Regions from separate parts of the Homo sapiens genome. Here region 2 is linked to region 1. Evidence: chromatin loops called from intact Hi-C (ENCODE). Cell type or tissue: Caco-2. All regions are shown on one strand. Links, peaks and the distances in the headings refer to the core of each region. The heading gives the core; the rest is flanking DNA.

What was found. A loop is a pair of places that touch in the nucleus more often than their neighbours do. Peaks named below come from ENCODE experiments on the same cell type or tissue, not always from the same donor. Only the 100,000 strongest peaks of a DNase experiment are listed, where the experiment ranks them.
Region 2: it touches region 1 in a loop (7-fold over the local background); 2 of 110 quality-filtered maps call a loop at or near these places.

Annotation. Positions count from the first base shown.
Region 1 is chr12:62,797,752-62,800,670 of GRCh38, forward strand. The region is part of intron 3 of PPM1H (protein phosphatase, Mg2+/Mn2+ dependent 1H); the gene reads right to left. Among named protein-coding and RNA genes, the nearest start is that of PPM1H, 140 kb to the right of the region's middle. In Caco-2, for the core only: a CTCF peak has its summit at 1,576 (motif pointing left); DNase peaks (open chromatin) are centred at 1,560 and 2,220.
Region 2 is chr12:62,890,390-62,893,308 of GRCh38, forward strand. The region is part of intron 1 of PPM1H (protein phosphatase, Mg2+/Mn2+ dependent 1H); the gene reads right to left. The region is part of intron 2 of LOC105369795 (a long non-coding RNA gene); the gene reads left to right. Among named protein-coding and RNA genes, the nearest start is that of PPM1H, 43 kb to the right of the region's middle. In Caco-2, for the core only: no CTCF peak of the experiment used is centred there; DNase peaks (open chromatin) are centred at 1,632 and 2,002.

The DNA.
Region 1 (2,919 bases), core at 286-2,785:
CCTTAAGCAATTTGATAAGGTTAAGACAGGCATTGTTTCTATGAAACAGGAGTGTAGTTTCTCTGAAATCTCTGATGACGCAAAGAAAAACAAGAGCATCTGTGATTAAACAGAAGACTTATCATTCCAAAGAAGGTCACATCTGAGAGTGAAATGGGAGAGTATTAACAATTAAGACAGCAGGCACCCACTGACCCAGTCCCCAGCAAAGCACAAGGTATGGCCACCCTTCCAGGTGCCATGAGAACCAAAGAATGGTGAGCTTCTCACTTAATAAGGCCAACCAGAAAGGTGCTGTAAACCAAAAGGTATCTGAGACAGGTCTCAATCCATTCAGTTTATTTTGCCAAGGGTAAGGACATGCCTGGAAGAAAAAAAACACAGATCACAGAGACAGTCTGTAGTCTGTACCTTTCTCCAAAGATGAATTTGAAGGCTTCAGTATTTAAAGGGGAAAAGTGGGCCGGAGGGGAAAGAGGGAGGGTATGGTCATCCACATATTCCAAGAGAAAAGGAGCAGGTAGGGGATAGTCTGGGGCTCTGGAAATCAATAAATCAACACTTTGCGTGAGGTAAGGTGAACACAGAGTAGCTACCTGTGGAGATATTCAACCATTCATCTGTAGTATCTGCTTAGGAACAAAAGGAAACAGTTTCTTCCACGACTCAGCTTTCAGCTTAATTTTTTTTCCTAGTGATTTCCAATTTCCATAGTGGATTGGGGGCCCAGTTTTTATTTTCCTTTCACAGTGCAAAGCCCCGGTAAGCTGTAGGCAGGTTGGGGACCTAGACAGACAATCTGGGGGGAAAAAGTGTGAAGAGGAAGCTAGGGCATGGGGGTAAACCTGAAAGGAACAAACAGGGAAGAGACATAGCTTAAAGCTAAAGGTTCATGATATGGCACATCTGGGCCTGGGTCTCCACAGGGGCACTCCAGCCTTCCTCCTCATTCACCTGCCATTGCTACATTTAAGATCTATCTTCCCACCACAGCAATGGTGGCTTACTGGCTTTGGCCTACCTGGGTTTTTTCTCAGGCTCGGTTTGTTACCCAGGTTTCCTGAGCCCCAGGGCATTCATTCTCCCAACCCTGCCCTGCACATGTCTGCTCTACTCCTGAGCCCCCACACCCCAGCATCACCTCCCCAGGGAACCTTTCCCTTCATCTCTTTACCAGACTCCTGCATCACCCTGTATTTCCCCTCTCAAGGCTCCTCCCATTTATATTTTACTTGTTTAACACCCTTCTTTGCCTAATCGGCTCAATATTCTTTTCCCAGTCAGGCCTGGCTTCTAGTTGGTTCTCAACAAATATTACTGATTGAATGAATTACACATGAAAATGAAGCAAACAATTGTTGTTTTTGCTGGTGACTAAGTTTCCAAGAAAAATTTGAGGTAATGAATTGGTTCATTAAAAGTAGAAATATTTTAAAAATGAGCCTCTTAAGTATTTTTCTGAATGAACCTTTCTTTGCCAGCACAGTTGTTAAGAGCAACCCTGAGCCATTAATGGGCAGGAACAGCCTGAGACCCCTGTGGAGTCCTGAGTCAATGTGACATTGGCCTCTAGTGGACAAAATTGAGAATGCAGCAGCTCCAGGTAAAAGATGTCCTGTGGCACTAGTCACAACTGAAGGAAATGAAAATCTCAACGTTTCCTTTATTTTTCACTTCTACCATGCAAACTGAATTACATTACATTACATTACAAGGAGAGCCCATTGTCAAATTTTTGCCTAAATAATTAAAAAAATAAATTCAATACTTGGCATTCTGAGTATTAGTGTCTAGAAACATTTATTGACATCAGAGCCTCTACAGAGGCAGAGAGTGAGATTTTACACCACGACTGAGTGGGAGTCAATTTTCCTACCTTAATTCCCTTTTTCCTAAATAATCTTTTCCAGCCTCCTGGTATTTTCATTGGGATTGCAGGGTTGCAGGCTATCAGACAGTCTTGAGATAGAAGTGCATTTTATTTTTACATTTTTATTCTTAATTTTATTTTTTAAGAGATGGGGTTTTGCTGTGTTGCACAAGCTGGAATACAGTGACAAAAAAGCACTGGAGATATAACCTGATCTGGGCTAGGTCACCCCTCCTCAGGCATCCCGGTGGTGCTCTGCTCCAAGGAGGTCACCACATTGACACTGAACCCACATGACAGCTCAGAACTCCTGGGCTCAAACAATCCTCCGGCCTCAGCCTCCTGAGTAGCTGGAATGACAGGCATGCACCACTACCACGCCCAGCAAGGTGCATTTTAAACCACCTGCTAGTCAAAGGGTAAATGTTATCTCTGTAACAAGGAGAGAAAAAGCTGAGACCAAAGAAGGGACACGTTTAAATAAAAAGAGGATGCAAATTTGAGGGGTGAATATATGAACTATTTTTGCCTTACAAACAAATCAGATGACGATATGTATAGTCATTATTTACTTTCCTTCTTAGCACACTACCTGATGCCGTGAGATCCTGGAACATGCACCATGTGCCTATCCGGTTCTGGCAAGACGCTTCTAGCTGTTTTGACTTCATTTAACAGCTTCTCATCACTTTGTAATCTCCAGGTTTTTTTTTTTTGTTTATTTGTTTTTTTGAGATGGAGTCACGCTGTTGTTGCCCAGGCTGGAGTGCAGTGGCATGATCTCAGCTCACTGCAACCTCTGCCTCCTGTATTCAAGCAATTCTCCTGCCTCAGCCTCCCAAGTAGCTGGGATTACAGGCATGTGCCACCACGCCCGACTAATTTTTTTGTATTTTTGGTAGAGACGGGGTTGCACCTTATTCACCAGGCTGGTCTCGAACTCCTGACCTTGCGATCCACCCACCTCGACCTCCCAAAGTGCTGGGATTACAGGCATGAACCACCGTGCCCGGCCTGTAATCTCCAGGTTTTAAGGCCATGACTGCCCA
Region 2 (2,919 bases), core at 159-2,658, 93 kb after region 1:
CAAGACTGCAGTGAACAATGATCGTGCCAATTTTGTGTGTGGGTTGAGTGAATATGGGAAATCTCTGTGCTTTCTGCTCAATTTTGTTGTGAACCTAAATCTGTTCTAAAAAATAAAGTCTATTTGAAAAATAAAAGGGTTCCTGAACATTTACCATCTGTAGACATTGTTATGAAAGAATTGAGGGTAAGTTTTAGCAGCCCCGAAAGGTAAACAGCTATTAGCAACTGAAAAACATCACGTTATTTTGAAATCTTTCAATAAGTGATTAATGGAGTCAACACTTATTGATTGGGAATATATATAATATCATTTCGTGTGTGTGTATACACACACACACACACACACACACACACACACACACACATATATATATATGAATGAAACAGCAAGAAAACATGTCTAACACTTAACTCCTTTAAGACTTGACTGTTTGAAGGCCAGGCGTGGTGACTCATGCCTGTAACCCCAGCACTTTGGGAGGCCAAGGCAGGCGGCTCACCTGAGGCAGGAGTTCAGGACCAGCCTGACTAACATGTTGAAATCCCATCTCTACTCAAAATATCAAAATTAGCCGGGCGTGGTGGTGGGCGCCTGTAATCCCAGCTACTTGGGATGCTGAGACAGGAGAATCGCTTGATCCCAGGAGGTGGAGGTTGCAGTGAGCCAAGATCACGCCATTGCACTCCAGTCTGGGCAACAGAGCAAGACTCTCAAAAAAAAAAAAAAAAAAAAAGACTTGGCTGTTTGAATTCTAGAGCATATTTTTCCTTAAAAGTGATGTAAGTTCTTCATAATCTTGTTACACACTCTCTCTGGGAAAATGCATTCCATATACGAATGGAAATACTCATATCATACCTATATGGGAAACTCCATAAAAGCAGCAATCATAAAAGGCTCAGTGCCTGGTACATTTATCCAGTCTAAGATCAACCAATAAGATGAACCATTAGTTTACAGACTGCTAAGAAAGCCAAGTAAACTGATACAATGCTTTCTTTTCATTTACAATTATTGAAGAAGCTTTTAGATAATTAGATTTTTCCATGTGTCAACCATGTACCTACATGAAAATTAAAATAAGTTGGCCAAGATTTTCTTAACACATCTTCACCTGCCCAGTTTGCCTCTTCTCAATCATTTTAACTCAGATGCTAATGTCCATTTCTTCCATCATATGCTCCACTATTGTCTCTGGGACATTTTTCTAGCTGTCCTATACTCAATATGCCAGTTTTGAGGCTGGTGCTTTTTTGTTCTTACCTAGTATCACGACAGAGGGCCTTTAGAATAACTAAGACTCATATCTTTGGTGACTAAAAGTGCCACAAGGTTAGCAGTTGTCGAGTCTTGCCGAAAGAATTACAAGTGGATCACTATACTCTTCAGTGAATATATTCTTTACTGTTCAGATACACATCTGTGAAAGCGATCAAGAACCTATATACTGGGTGAGTTATATGGGGGCTCTGGGACATCTGTTCCAGACTACTGAGTCATTTCTTCTTCAGTTTGGCTGAAGTGTGTGTGTGCATGTGTATGTGCAGGCGTGTAGATAAACGATAACATCTTTGGGTAAGAACTCTTAGGAATTGTTTTGCAGTTTATGATTAACTTATGGCTACAACTTTCAGCCACCACCAATTGTGCAAAGTATCACAGAAACTTTTCACAGCCTCTGCTCATGCCTTTGATCTCTGTAGTACCTTTAACATTTCAAAAAAAATTTACAGCCTTTTAAAGCACACTGAGTTTTTATCAGCATTTCCTATCTGTCTAAATTCAACTTTTTTTCCCAGTTAAATCACTAGAAAATAAGTAGCTACAGTTCAAAGTCAGCAGGAAGTTTGATAAATTGATGTTCTACGCTTCAACAACAGTCCTGTGTAACCTATGAATTGGACATACCAGCCTCTTACTGCTTTGAAATTCCTTTCATCTCTTTGAAGAGATCTACCAATTTTTCCTGCTTTCAGTTGCATAATTTGTCACCTAGGACGCAATACTTTTGCCATAACTCTGTAACACAGCTTCAGCTACTTGTCTTCTGCCTCAGGCCCTCCACAGTTCCTGGTTGCTTCTTTGCAAAAATAGCAACTGAGGTCATTCTTGTACAAAAATTTGCTTCACTAATCCCAAATTTACATCCTGTTGCTCTACTTCTATAACTTTCTACACATATAAACCCGTTTTTAAATTTTGAGTCACAATTTAAAATATTTGAAGATATTTTATATGCAACTAAACTCAATATGTGTTTACCAACAGTATACATCAACACAATTGTTATGTCCAAATTTGCACAAGCTCACATAATGACAATGACTTATCATTGCCATCTAGTCAATGGTGATAAGATGCTATCAACAGTAAATACATCCTGATTTCAGAGAAATTAAAATGTGGGGGCAAATGTACATTTCAAAAGTAAGGCATAAGTGGATACTCCTTTAATTTATGTAAAAAAATCATTTCCAAAAATGGACATCAGAAATTCCTCCCATCTCTGTATAGACATGCCATTCCTCCCATCAAGAAACAAAGTCCTGGTCCCTCACTTGTGACTTGCTTTCAGCAACAGAACATGGCAGAAGTGAGATTCTGAGACTTTAAGCTCAAGTATTAAGAAGCTTGGGCTACAGTCTAGAGAAGGGGTTGGTGAACTATGGTCCAGTGGGTCAAATCTGGTCTGTTTTTATACTGCCTCTGAGCTAAGGATAGCTTTCATATTTTAAAAGAGTTTTAAAATAAGAAAATATGTGACAGAGATCGTATGGGCCCCAAAGCTATGAGGCCTAAAGTATTTACTAACTGGCTGTATTTATTTGCTAGGGTTGCCTTAACAAAATACCACAGACTCAGTGGCTTCAACAACATAAATTTGTACCTTCACAGTTCTGGAGGCTAAAAGTCCAA